2 separate regions of the Mus musculus genome follow, and region 1 is linked to region 2. The links are chromatin contacts, found by POLR2A ChIA-PET in ENCODE. All regions are on one chromosome and are shown on one strand. The core of a region is the stretch at or near the end of the contact, and the rest is flanking DNA. Distances in the headings are between cores, read along the strand shown.

Region 1 (6,691 bases), core at 2,138-4,637, 240 kb before region 2:
ATATGGGTGCTGGGAATTGAGACCTCTAGAAATTCAGCCGGTGCTGTTAATCACTAATCTCTTTAGCACCCACCTGAGACCAGCTATGCAGGGTAAGAAACTCAGAGCAGGAGAGTGCCCCATCTTGTTGAGACGGCAAACAACCACAGCAAACTGGAATATGATACCTCAGAAAGACAGGAAGATAAATGCCAACTATTTTCAGAGAGTTTTTTGTGGGGGGAGGGGGATTCTACCTCTATCTTCTATTCTTTCATATTTCTGTTTTGGTTTTGTTTTGAGACAGGGTCTCATGTAGTTAAAGCTGACTTTAAAATCTATATGTAGGCAAGGATGACCCTGAATTTCTGGTCTCTCTGCTACCACCTCTCCAGTGATAGGATTACAGGCATGTACCACAGTGCCCAGTTTATTGAGTGCTCGGGATCAAGTCCATGACTTTGTGTGTAGGGGGTGCAAGCCACTGCTCTATTTCTGTGAAGAGACACCACGACCAAGGCAACTCTTATAAAAGAAAGCGTTTAACTGGGGACTTGCTTACAGTTTCAGAGGCTTAGTCTACTATCATTGTGACAGGAAGTATGGTAACACTGGAGGAGTAGTTGAGAGCTTTATCTCTTGATCCACAGGCAGACACAGGGAGAGACATAACACTAAGCTGGCTGTGGCTTTGAAGCCTCCAAGCCCATCCCCAGTGACACACTTCCTCCAACAAGTCCACACCTCCTAATCCTTCTCAGATAGTACCATTCCTTGGTGACTAAGCATTCAAATACACGAGACTATGAGGGCATTCTTATTCAAACCACAACCATAGGCAAACTCTTTACTAACTAAGCTGCAACCCAGGCCTCTCTTCTTTTTTTAAATAGTGGTTTCACCAGCACCTCAATCAGGCAGTCAGTAACTAATAAGTTTTGAAAAATAAACTGGTAATCCAAAGTGAACATTTTGAAGTGCAAATTGGGGGCTGTAGACATGGTTCATCATTTAAGAGTGCATGCTGCTCTTCTAGAGAACCCAAGTTTCGTTCACAGTACCCCATCAGGTGACTCACAACCACCTGTAACTCCATCACCAAGAGATCTGACCACTTCAGATTTCTGTGGACATCTACATACACAACAGTGTACATTCACACAGACATACGGACACATATATTTGGAAATAATAATTAAAAATAAAGCCAGGATGGATGCAAGTAGCAAAAGTACAATTCTTGTGTGTTGGGGTTGGTTTTGTTTTGTTAACACAGAGTCACATTGTGTAGTCCTGGTTGGCTTCAAAGCCATTAGTTAACCCAGGCTAGCCTCCAATGCACAATACTCCTGCCTCAGCCTCCTTACTGTAGGGATTTGTATTAAGCCTGATTCTCAGAGGAACAAAACTAATTGTGGTGTGGGGGAGGAGGGTGTGTGTGTGTGTGTGTGTGTGTGTGTGTGTAAAATAAAGAGTGATTTATAAGACTGACTTACACAATAGAGCTTGCATGATGGAAAGGCTGAGAACCTAATACCCCAGTAAGCAAGATGACCCAGCTTCAGGTCTAATGCTGAAGACCTGGAAGATTCCTAGAAAGCTACCAGTATTCAGTCCTCACAGGAAGCTGGAGTGTGATGGATAGCAGTGGAGGTGGCTATGGCAACAATGTATACAGTTGAGATGAAAGAAAGGCAGTCAGTTGATACTGCTTCTCCTTGTACCTCTTAATGTCTGTACATCTTCATGTAAGATGGCAGCTACTTAATCTTTTCTCCCTCAATGCTCTCTGGAAACACCCTCACAGACATGCCAAGGAGTGTGATTCTTAGGTGATTTCAGATCCTACCACGTTGAGGAGATTACCAATCACAGGATTACAGGCAAGCCATCACACTGGCTAAACTCTTACCTCAAATGCTGTCATCCCACATGGATGACAATGATAGGCTGGTGAGATATGAGTTGTGACAGAAAAAGGCAAAAGTAGAATTTATCTAATACACTCTAGTGCAGCTTTAGTTGGCAAATCAATAGGGAAAGGCTGTCTGGACTCAGACATTCTAAAGCGCTCTCTCTAAGGAAGGTTTTTCTGTGTGGGCGATTGTTGCCATGTCATGGTCCTCTGAAATAATTACAGCTCAGGTATTCTTGGTTAGCAACAGTGTAATCTTGAGTCAAAGATAGTATTCTGAGTCAAAAATGGCTCAGCGAGACCATCCATTCTAGCTGGGTAGTGGTGGCCGATGTCTTTAATACCACACTCAGGAGGCAGAGGCAGGCAGATCTCAAGACCAGCCTGATCTACAAAGCCAGTTTCAGGACAGAAAGGGCTACTCAGGGAAACCCTGTCTCGAAAAACCCTATCTCAATTACCTATTCTAGACTGGCAGCCATATCTTGTAATTAGAGCTTATTATAGTCAACTCTTTGAAAGGATAGTGTTCCTGCAGGGAGGCAGCGGTCACCTTGCTCCAAGACCAGCCTGTTCTGAGCCAAACCGGCCTTGTCCTGAATCACAGCACAGCTGTGGCGCTTAGAACAATGTTCACAAATGCTTTCGTAATTTTCATCCACTGCTTTTTCTTTTCCATCCGGAAATGTATCCTTCTTAACAGAGAGGAGGCACGATTGCAAGAGGTGCTTCCACTTCAGGTTGTATAAAGATGTAGGTAGCGGGGATGCTAAACTATGATTACTCTAAATAACTTAGTTCCCACTGGTGAGGTGCTCCTGAACAGAGAGCAGATTCACTGCTCCCTTGGGGTAAAAGAGATCAGAGACAGACAGGTCCCCGTCATGTGCTCTCTGACAACAACCTCACAGGCACACGATGCACACACACACACACACACTCACACTGACATGCATGGACAGAAACCCGTGGAGACCTCGAGGCACCCACTAGCAGACACCTTTAGAGGTGCACTTGTCCATGTGTCCACTTGGTGCTGAAACTCACAACTACCTGTAACTTTAGTTACATCTGATGCCTACATGAACACATGAACATGCTAAGCTCTCACGCTAGCATTCAAAGCTCTGTGGAGCTGTGGGACAAATTCTCGTTTCCAGGCAGGGATTCAACACTTCCCACACCAATCTGGAGCCAACTCCTGTTACGCACTGATACAGGGGAGGGAGTAAACACTGACCACGCCCCTCCTCTCTATGCCATTCTTCCATTGGTTTGCAGGAGCAAACCTCTCCCCCCCCCTTCGGTTTCTTCTGGCTCGGCCTTCGGACCTCCATTGGCTTAGGCAACAAGTCCTCCCAGGAGAGGCGGTGGGCGTGGTGCGGAGGCGTAAAGAAATAGATGGGCGAGCTTGCTAACCAATGAGCATGTGTATATACCTCAGCAACTGAGGCTCGCCAATGGCAAGGTAAGGTGGGCGGGGCTCTTCAGCTGTCAAGCTCCCCCGACCGGTGGAGCGTTCGAGGGGCCCGCGGCGCTCGGGGACCCTCCGCCGCCTGCGCGCAGCCTTGGGCCGGTATGGGCGGGGTGGCTGGGCCGGCATGATGAGCTCCCTGGGCAGCCCGGTGCGGGCCTACGATTTTCTACTTAAGTTCCTGTTGGTGGGCGACAGCGACGTGGGCAAGGGAGAGATCCTGGCCAGCTTGCAGGACGGAGCAGCCGAGTCTCCTTACGGCCACCCGGCGGGTGAGCGCGGCTGCAGCACCCGGAGGCGCAGCGCTGGGGTGTCGGTGCGAGCGGCCTCTCCAGCGTGGGTCCCGGGAGCGGCTGGGCAGGGCTAGGAACCGCATGCTGGGGAAGACTGCGCTCTGTGGACGGAGTCCGCAAAGCAGCTCAGGGTGGTCGTCGAGGGACATCGCAGGTGCTAGCTACGTGTTCGGAGAAGTGTGTGGGATTACAGGAGGCGTGGGCAGAGAGACAGCGGTCCACGGAGCTGAGGTCTGAGACCACAGTCTCTGAGGCTATGACCTTTTGGTGCGTGGAACTGCAAGCAGAGAGTAGCAAGACTAGACTCCAGCCTTTGATTCCAAGCACTAAGCTCTGTGTCCTAGTGGACAGGACTTCCAAGAGGAGGAAGAGGAATCTAAGTGACCCTGTAGAATTGGCTAGGGTGTAGGAAGGAACCCAACTAAGAGACTGGAGTCCAGGAGACTGGACACGGGTGAGACCAGAGCGTCTCAGGCTCCAGGGCAGTGAGCAGTGAGTGTCCTAGAAGCCTGAAGTTTAAGATCTTGCACCCCAGAGGAAGGAGACAGAGTGGCAGAATCCTGAGCAGAACATCCAAGAATAGTCACGTAGTGATCCATCCCTTTGACTGTGGCTGTGCACAGACTTCAGTGAATGCCTATTGTGTTGTTGTGGGGGTTTCAACACACCTTTCTAATACAGACCCTGCCCTGAGGCCTGCCACCCTCTGTTCTTTGGGCTTGCAGACTGCTTCCTGCATCTCCAGCCCCCTGGCAATGCCACAAGGCAAGGCCCTAAAACTGTGTGGTCCAATGCCATTTAACTACCAGGTTGGACCGCACAGATTTAGACCTTTCCTTTAGGACAAAGCTCTGTTGGACAGCATTACTGCGAGAACAAGGGCGTGACTGAAGACAGGGCTGTCTTCAGGTCCTGGTGCTCAATGAAACACCCAGGCTTCAGCAGAGGCAAAAGAGTAAAACGTTTAACAAGCCCCCAAAGGGGACGTGAGTCCCACAGTAAATGACTGATGTGGGCAGAGAGAAAGATGTGGATGACATGTGAGCAGACTTGCTGCTGGTTGGCTTGAGCAAGGCCCACTGCACTTCTGTTGCTTTTGTCTGTTTTCTGTTGTCAACATGGTCTAAGAGATTGAGGAGAATTGATGCCGTAGTTGTGGCCATTGTGGCTTTTTGATTTACTACATATTTCTCTTAGGGCTAAGAAAAGAGCATGGGAAGAGCAAGCCAGGTATGGCAGCTCACACCTGTAATCCCAGCATTCAAGAAGCAGGGGGGTGGGGGTGGGGAATTGCCATGAGTTTGAGGCCAGTCTGTGCTACAGTATGAGACCCTGTCTGGGGAAAAAAAAACAAAACAAAATGGGAGGGAGTAAATTAGGGAGGGGAGATAAAAAAAAAAGCAGGAAAATAAACAAGTAGGGGTGAGGTAAACGTTATGAAGCTTGGGTCATTATTTTGTTATAAAGACATTCTCTCAGTCTCTGAGTGTCTCTCTCAGTGCTCTGGCAGTGGAAGATGCGGTCTTCCCGGCTTCATGCTCCACTCTCGGTTTCATGCTCCACTCTCTTCTTCCATGTCCGGGTTTTGTAGCCCACTTTGCAATTTCCATACTTCAGAGGTTTGGAACGCTCAGTTTCATTTTGTAGATCTAATACCGGTGCTCAGTATTCATGCAGTATTTAAATGAATTCAGAGCCAGGCATTGGTGGCAGCACGCCTTTAATCCCAGCACTCGGGAGGCAGAGGCAGGCGGATCTCTGAGTTCAAGGCCAGTCTGGTCTACAGATTGAGTTCCAGGACAGCCAGGGCTACACAGAGAAACCCTGTCTCAGAAAAAAAAAAATGAGTTCAGTGTTGGCTAACTCTTAACTATAGCTACTCCTGAGTTTAAAACCTTCTGAGTTGCTTGTGCTGAGACTATGTTGTCTGTCTTTGGCTGCACACAGTGTTCTTAGACTGTCCTGCTCTTTCCCCTCAATACCTGGTAACTTGTTCACAGTCTTTCTGGTATCTGATGTTGTTATGGTGAAAACATCATGCCAACTGATTTTCTAAATGGGAGATTTGCCTTTCTTTAGGAATTTTTGAAGACCGTTTTTCTTTGCCTTACCTTGCTTAATCAGGCCATGACTCAAAATTTTTGATATGTGTGTATTTTGAATTCTAGATAAAAAAAATTCCTTTCTTAATTTCAGAGGAATTTGATTTGTGTCCGTAAAATATCTCCCATTGCTTTTGTGTTGATTTCTCATTTGCTGTTACGAAAAATGACTACAAGCTGGCTTAAAGCAGCAAGAGTTTATCCTCTACGCAGTTTGGCATCAGTAGAACATTTCTACATGGAGCACAGGGAAAATGTCTTCTTATCTTTTTCAGCTTTCAGAACCTTCCTGCACTCTGGGGTTCTTGGCCCCTTTCTTGGTCTTCAGAGACATTGGCCTGTGATCTTTCTCAGGCCTTCTCTCTAACATGAACTCTCCTGCCTACTTTTTTTTTTTTTTGAAGATTTATTTTATGTATATGAGTACACTGTAGCTGTTTCCAGACACACCAGAAAAGGGCATCAGATCTCTTTACAGATGGTTGTGGGCCACCATGTGGTTGCTGGAAATTGAACTCATGACCTTTGGAAGAGCAGTCAGTGCTCTTATCCACTGAGCCATCTCTCTAGCCCCCCCACCCCGCCTACTTTTTTTTTCACTTCAGAGGACACAGGGATAATTTTTTGTTCGTGTTGACAATCTAAGACAGTATCTCTGTGTCAATGCTGTCTATGACCACCTTTCATTCCATTGCAATGTTAGGATTCCTTGCCAAGTACCCTAACATTCACACATCATGTAGTCAACATGAGCACTGACTACAGGTCTTCTGTTCTGCCCTGTGCTTATGCTGGACATCATGCTGTGTTTTCCATGAGCGGTCACCACTTTCTACTTGCCTTAGTTATTTTTTTTGTCTCCTTCATCTGACTTTCTATGAATGTCTTGTCTGTCTTTGTTGAGCATTTTGATTTTAGTGAATTGTTT
Region 2 (7,008 bases), core at 3,865-6,364:
CACAGCCAACCCCCACTACACCTGATTCCGGAACATTCCTGTCACTCTAGAAAATGCCTTTACCCACTCAGCCATCCCTCCCAGCCCCCAGTCACCTCTCCACCTGCTGTCCCGAAGGACTGGTCTGCTCTGAATGTCTTACATAAACACAGCCCTATAGCATGTGCTGTTGACAGTCCCCTTTCACTTACATGATGATGGGGGGGGGGTCTGACCATGCTGTAAGAACGAGCCCTACTGCCTTTTTGTCACTAATATTCCTGTGCATGGAGCCCCACAATTTATCTGCCCACGGCTTGTTGGGCATCTAGCTTCTAATTTTGACTATTGTGAGCAATGCTGCTGAGAGCATCAACAGACCTGTGCATAATTCTTCTGTAGTTTACTCTGGGTCAGATTTGTTTTTCTCTCTATTTTTAGATGAGAAGAACTGAGGAGCCATTACAAGCTCACTGAACAGAATTGGTGACCTTCTGGATGGCCTCTGACACCCCGGCCCCCCAGCCCCAGAATATCACACTACGGTGAGATTATCTAAAAGAGAAGTCTGGAAGAGCCAGTGAGATGAGATGACTCAGTGGGTAAAGATTTGCTCCCAAGACTGATGGTCTGAAGTCAATCTCAAAGACTCACATGGTGTAAAGACAGAACAGCCCTCCATGTTAAGTGCCATTATTGTTCGAGTGTCACCTCAGCTTCAGGCTGTGGCATGGCATACCCACACCCATCCCTCCACGAACCCTCACAATAACTAAATGTAATTAACTCATTAAAAGCCTGAAGGCTGGAGAGATGGTTCAGCTTACTGGGCAACCATCAGCACTGGTTTGGATCCTAGCACCCATACAACAAAGCACATGTCTAATTCATGCCAGCAACCTCAGCTCTGAGGGAGATAGGTGGATACAGGCAGATGCCTGGGTCTTGGCTTCCAGCCTAGTTGAGAAAAAACACATGATCCAGGTACTAGAGACCCTGCCTAGGGGACAGGCAGGGAGTGCAAGAGGACACCTGATACCTTGTTCTGGGCTTTGTGCACACATATAGACAGAGGAGACGCCAAGTCCATCAGGAAAACAAGCAAGCCAGGCCCTGGTGTCTCACACCTTTAATCCCAGCACTGGGGAGGCAGAGGCAGGCAGATTTCTGTGAGTTCGAGGCCAGTGTGGTCTACAGAGTGAGTTCCAGGACAGCCAAGGCTGTTACCAGAGAAACCTTGTCTCAACCTCCCCTCAAAAAAAAAAAAAAAAAAAAAAAAAAAGCCTGTATAAAAAAATCGTTTAAGAACCAATGAGATGTCTTGATAGATAAAGTCCCTTGCTCATGACTGGAGTGCCCAGAAGAGAGTTGTCCTCTGACCTCCACCTGTACACAATGGCATGTGTGCACCACCCACACTCTCAAACACAAACAGTAATAAAAGTAAAGTTAAATAATAAAACAAGGGCTGGCTAGATGGCTCAGCAGGTAAGAGCACTGACTGCTCTTCCGATGGTCCGGAGTTCAATTCCCAGCAACCACATGGTAGCTCACAACCATCGGTAATGAGACCTGACGCCCCCTTCTGTTTCGTCTGAAGACAACTATAGTGTACTTATGTATAATAATAAATAAATCTTTGGGCCAGAGCGAGCAGGGACTGAGCGAGCGGGGCCAACCAGAGCCAGCAAAGGTCCTAAAAATTTAATTCCTAACAACCACATGAAGGCTCACAACCATCTGTACAGCTACAGTGTACTCATATACATAAAAATAAATAAATCTTTAAAAAATAATTAAACAAAACAACATCAAAATGCTTGCTGGGATTGACTGCTTAACCAGGAAGGAGGGAAAGGAGGGACGGCAGAAGGGACAAGCCCACTTTGTTAGGAGGATTAGGTTATCCATTGAAGCACAGGCTCCAGGCCCCTGAAGGAGACACACCACCAAGGCTGCCTCTTTCCTGTGTTCTTTAAACAGCACTGTGGTGCCATCGCTCCAGGAATGAGCATCAGAACCCTAAGTGACTAAGACACCTCTGGAAGACATATGAAAAAAAAATGACACTCAAAGTTAAGTAAGTGAGGTGAGGGTATGACAAATACCTGAAATCCCTGTGTTCAGTAGTGTGATGCAGGAGGCTAGCCTGGATTACATAGTAAGATCTTGTATCAAAACAAAAAACTAAAAAAACCTATAATCAGATCCTATCATATGGTTAACTGACCAGCAAGATGACCCCAGGATTGGGACCCGTGGGTCTTTATCAACTGAACAACTTAAATCACCGGAAGGTGATCCCAGCCAGGGACACCCACAGAACGGCAGAGATATTTCTAGATGGGCCACTCAGTGTCCACTGACGAGACACATGGGCCTTTGTTTCCTACCATCTGTGCAGGTTATGCAAGTGCTGAGGTGTGACTCTGGCTCATAGTAGTAGATCTGACACATGGATTGGTCCACAGATCCCTTCCAACTTCTAGGGCACATACTTACGTCAACTAGATGACGACATACAACTTCTACACAGGGCTCTTTCTCATTTTAAACCCTTGAGCACTTGCTGGTTATGTAGACTGTCACAGGACATACTACAAACTCCCCACAGGACTCAGGAAAGGGCAAAACCCACTGTACCATGTTCCCAGCTCTGTGGGATACCATCCCACAAGCCCGAGCCCAGAAGTTGGGGAGGTTACTCCACCAAGACCCACTCAGGAAAACTGCACAAGGCCTCCAATAAACACTGAAAACTGAGGCTACAAAGATGGCTCTGCAGCTAAAAGCACTGGTTACTCTCCTAGAGGAGCCACACTCAATTTCCAGCACCCATATGGTGGTTCAAAACTGTCAGTAACTTTGGCTTCAGGAGGTCTGATGCCCTCTACTGGCTGCTGCAAGTATCAGGTGTGAAGCCGGTACTGTAGAGGCAAAACCATACACATAAAACAATAAAATTTAAAACACCAACTTTATTCAACAAAAGCCCTCAAAAGGAGCACGAGTAACGAACAAAGTAAAACAACAAAAACAGTGAACCCTAAAATCAGGTATCTTGACCCTAAGACAGTAAGCATATGACCCCTATGACAGTAAGGTCAACTAGTGCCTCAGAGTCCATACATACGTAGATCTGTGACCGGAGCCCCCATAACACCCACCACACAACACTCCATACAGCTAAACATACAGCTAGGCCTCACCTACCAAACACTGAACACTGACACGAACATGCCAGACTTCCCTCTGAGGTTCATAAGCTCACAGGATGTTCAAGATGCCCCCTCAAGTCCTGGACCAACTGTTCCCCTGAGCTGCTCAGAACAGGCAACCTCTTGCTCTTCACAGTCCCCAGGGCCCTGGGGAATGTCTGAGCTTTAGTGTCTCAGGAATGTGCATCAGGGAGTAAGGGTCAGGAGGGGGTGGGGGGTGGGGTGGGAATCAAGGAAAGACTGAGCAAGGTGGTAGTCAGTACCACAAATAGTAGCATCTGTGATAAACAGCCTCTCTCCTGGCTCCCAGCTCCAGGTCTCTGGCATGTTAATGTGCCAGGGCAAGAAGGAACCTACCCAGAAGCCTTTATTCCACAGGTAGCAGGTGGCAGGCAATAACTCCATCCCTAATTCTGAAGCTGTCAGGATGCTCAGCCTCCAGGGATTCAGGCTCTGATGGTACAGGCCGTGCTGCCCAACTTCTTTCCGAAAATGGGCCACCCACATCTCACCAGGGTCCAGCAACACCTGCCAGTGCTGGACCTGAGTCCTTACGACCCAGCGGACACGCATTGACAGCAGGTGGCACCTAGATTGGACGCTATCCAACAGGAGGACAAACTTCTGGTCTTGCAACCAGGATTGTGCTACTGTCTGGTCCAAGGGCCAGTGGCATCTCAACTCCAACAACACAGGTTGCCCAGGAGATGGCATCACATCAAAAATATCCCACCAAGTCAGAGGAGGGATGAGCTGGTGCGAGCAGGGAAAAAGCCCATCAAGTCTCCAGGGAAGGGCCTGGGTCCACTCAGCATCCTCAGGACCCAGATCCAGGGGTACAGCTTCCTGAGGAAAGAGCTCAGTGGGCACAAAAATGGAGAATAGTATGCCCTGTGTCCACACAGGGGTTGGCAGCAGGACCCCAGACCCTTCAGAGACACTCTGTGGCACATAAAGGGACCCCAATCCCCGCCATGCATCCTGCTCAGGCCCTGGCTCCTGCTCAGACTCTGACTCTGACTCTGACAAGTATTCCAGGAGATCAGCATCTTCCTCTTCCTCTTCCTCTTCCTCCTCTTGCCAGTCTCCCATCTCCAGGTAGAGTTTATTCAATAGGAAAGCTGCCTTGAAGCAAGCAAAGCAGATCTTCGTCTGTTCCCCATGGACAAGATGGTACAGCCATGCCTCATAGAGGCAGGACATGCCCCTGGCCCCATGGCGAACGCTGACTGGGGGACACATGGTCAAGAAGTCTGTCTGCAGCTAAGCGGACACACAGATTCAGACTTGCTCGATGGACTGAGGAGGTCAGGTCAACAGAACCACAGAGGCTAGAAATAAGTGGGAAAGGCGAGAATGAGAGAAACGGGAGAAAACAGGGCACAGTAGGTCTAGGGGCTTTGGGGCTCCAGGACACGGGGCAGTGGTACCAGAACTGGGTGAGAATTCAATGAATACCTCTCTGAAGAAGTAGACAGGCTTGAGCTTCCAGAAACTTCTTCAGCTTCACACTTGCTCCAATATATGGGGAGCTAGAAAGACAGAGAAAATGAGGTTTGGCTCACCCTGCTGGGCCCGCTGCAGGGCTCCCCTGAGGAGAGGGTGTTGGGGCTCTGGCCCCCGGGGTTCCCTGTTCACTCTGGACAGGCTGGGGTGACATCAGAGGTGTCCTCAGGGCTCAAGGCCCCGACCTCACACTTGCGCCCGGCTACCAACCAAAGAGGCCGGGAAGCCTACGCCAGGAGGATCTCCTCTCTGCCCACCGTGCTCCCACCCGACCCAGGCCCACCGCACCCAGCCCGGCTCAGCCCCCGGCCCAGTCCCTTTCCATCCTTACCTCCCTGACTGAGCGCCCAGGTGCCAGCTAATGGACTCCAGAGCCAGGCTCTCCTCGCTAAGCACTGAACACCAGGGAGGACGAACGCGGCCTTATAAAGGGCCAAGTCCCGCGATGCTCCAGCTCATTTACATATCTCCCATGAGGTCCCAAAGCAGCAGGAAGCGAAGGTGCTGAGTCACTCTGGCCCTGAGTCACTCTGGCTCTGAAGGCGCACATGCGGCCTGGCGCCCCCTACAGCGCGCATGCGCTGCTCCCTTGCGCCACCTGAGTGCCCTGTGTGCTTCCTGTGTGCTCTAGCGGTGCCCGATGTCCCCATCCCTGTGCCTTCGAGGGACTCGAAGGCCCGGGCTCAGAGTTGGGCCCGCGGCACATCTTGTTTGGAAAAGTCGATTCCTTCTTCCCTGTCTCTTTAGTAAAAAGTTCTTTAACACTTGGGAAACTGCTCGCTCAGTTCTCAACTGCAGCCTAAGCACAGTTGCCTGTCTATGGGTCTTTTTGTTCTTAAACAGACTCTTTAAAGAAATTCTTTGTAGGGGCTGGAGAGATGGTTCAGGGGTTAAGAGCACTGACTGCACTTCCAAAGGTCGAGTTCATTCGCAGCAATCACCTGATAGCTCACAACCATCTGTAATGGGATCCGATGCCCTATTCTGGTGTCTCTGAAGAGAGCAACAGAGTACTCTTAAAATAAATAAATAAATCTTAGCCAGGCAGTGGCACATGCCTTTAATCCCAGCAATTGGGAGGCAGAGGCAAATCTTACAAAAACAAACAACAACAAAAAACAAAACCCAAAATAATTCTTTGAAGAGTTTATCCTTAAAGGAGTTTGGGACTCAGAGAAAAACCAAGCAGAAAATAGAAGGTATTCCACCCTCCAATTCAGCCTTGGAGCATACAGATATATTTGTTAAAATCAGTGAGCAGCATCGCAGTCCACTCTGCACATCCCACCAGGTTGGATATACTGGTGTAGCAACGTTCCTCTGTCATCACAGGGCCAGTTTCACTCTTTCTACAGGCCCTCGGGGCTGCCCTCAGGGCCCTGCTCTCCCCAGACCCTGGACTCGACTTCTGCAACCATTTTGCCCTGTCCAGAAGGTCACGTCTGGCCTCAAGCATCCAGAAACTACCATGGTTTCCTTCCTTAGGATCATGAAGCTTGGTTTCCTGGGTGCTCTGGGACAGCAGGAAGCAAGTTTCACTTCAGAGTTCAGTAATACTCCATTAAAAGAATATATCCCTTTAACCACTCACCTTATAAAGAGTATCTCATTGCTCTCTGGGATTTTTATAAGTAAAGCTGCTATGTGGAGTTGCGATCTTGGCAGTTACCCGGAAGTCTTCACTGGCCCTGTGTAGTCTTCTATCCTTTATCCCACATTACCCTCCACCCTCACCTTCAGCCTTGTTTCTGTGTGCTCTTGACCTACTCAGCTGTCTCCTCCTCAGCTGTAACTAGCCAGATGTCTCTCCTGACTCTTGCCTTTTGACCTTAGTGTCCAATTGTCAACATTCGTGGTGTTGAGATGTGTCCCCCATCCCCATAGGACTGGATATTTTAACACTTGCTTCTCTGTCAGTGGGGCTGCTTTGGGGACCTTTAGGTGGGGTCGGCTGACAGATGTGCCCCTGTGATTAGCTTTTGAGAGTTCATAGTCTCACCTACCTCCGATCTTCTCTCATCTCCATGTTTGTGGTTACAGAAGTCATCTCTCACCTTCCTGTCCTGACCCCCTGTTGCCTCTTCTGCCATTAAGGTCTATCCATCTGGAACCATTAGCCAAAAGAGAATTTTTCTTCTGCAAGTGACTTTGGTCATATTTTCTCACAGCAGCAACAATAAGTTAATCTACCACTGCCGGCTTCCCACAGCTTCTTCACTGCCTTCTTTCTGTTACCAGCTTGGCCCACACTGCTGAAAGTTGAATTTTAAAATAAGGATCACTTTCAAGAGGCTTTGAAAAAGCT

What was found. ChIA-PET counts read pairs that join two places held with the same protein, here RNA polymerase II (POLR2A).
Region 1: POLR2A ChIA-PET joins it to region 2 with 11 read pairs in embryonic stem cell. The contact joins the promoter of Rab40b here to the promoter of Tex19.1 in region 2. POLR2A ChIA-PET finds 5 or more read pairs at or near these places in 3 of 5 experiments (Patski and embryonic stem cell).

What each region holds. Positions count from the first base shown.
Region 1 is chr11:121,384,947-121,391,637 of GRCm38, reverse strand. It overlaps Rab40b (Rab40B, member RAS oncogene family), which reads left to right and starts at 3,387. Exons shown (of 6, transcript NM_139147.3): 1 at 3,387-3,640. The coding sequence starts at 3,496. Mir7236 (microRNA 7236) reads left to right here and starts at 4,434; the gene lies at 4,434-4,493.
Region 2 is chr11:121,144,249-121,151,256 of GRCm38, reverse strand. It overlaps Tex19.1 (testis expressed gene 19.1), which reads right to left and starts at 5,114. Exons shown (of 3, transcript NM_028602.3): 1 at 5,035-5,114; 2 at 4,656-4,729; 3 at 2,943-4,528. The coding sequence starts at 4,439. The coding sequence ends at 3,384.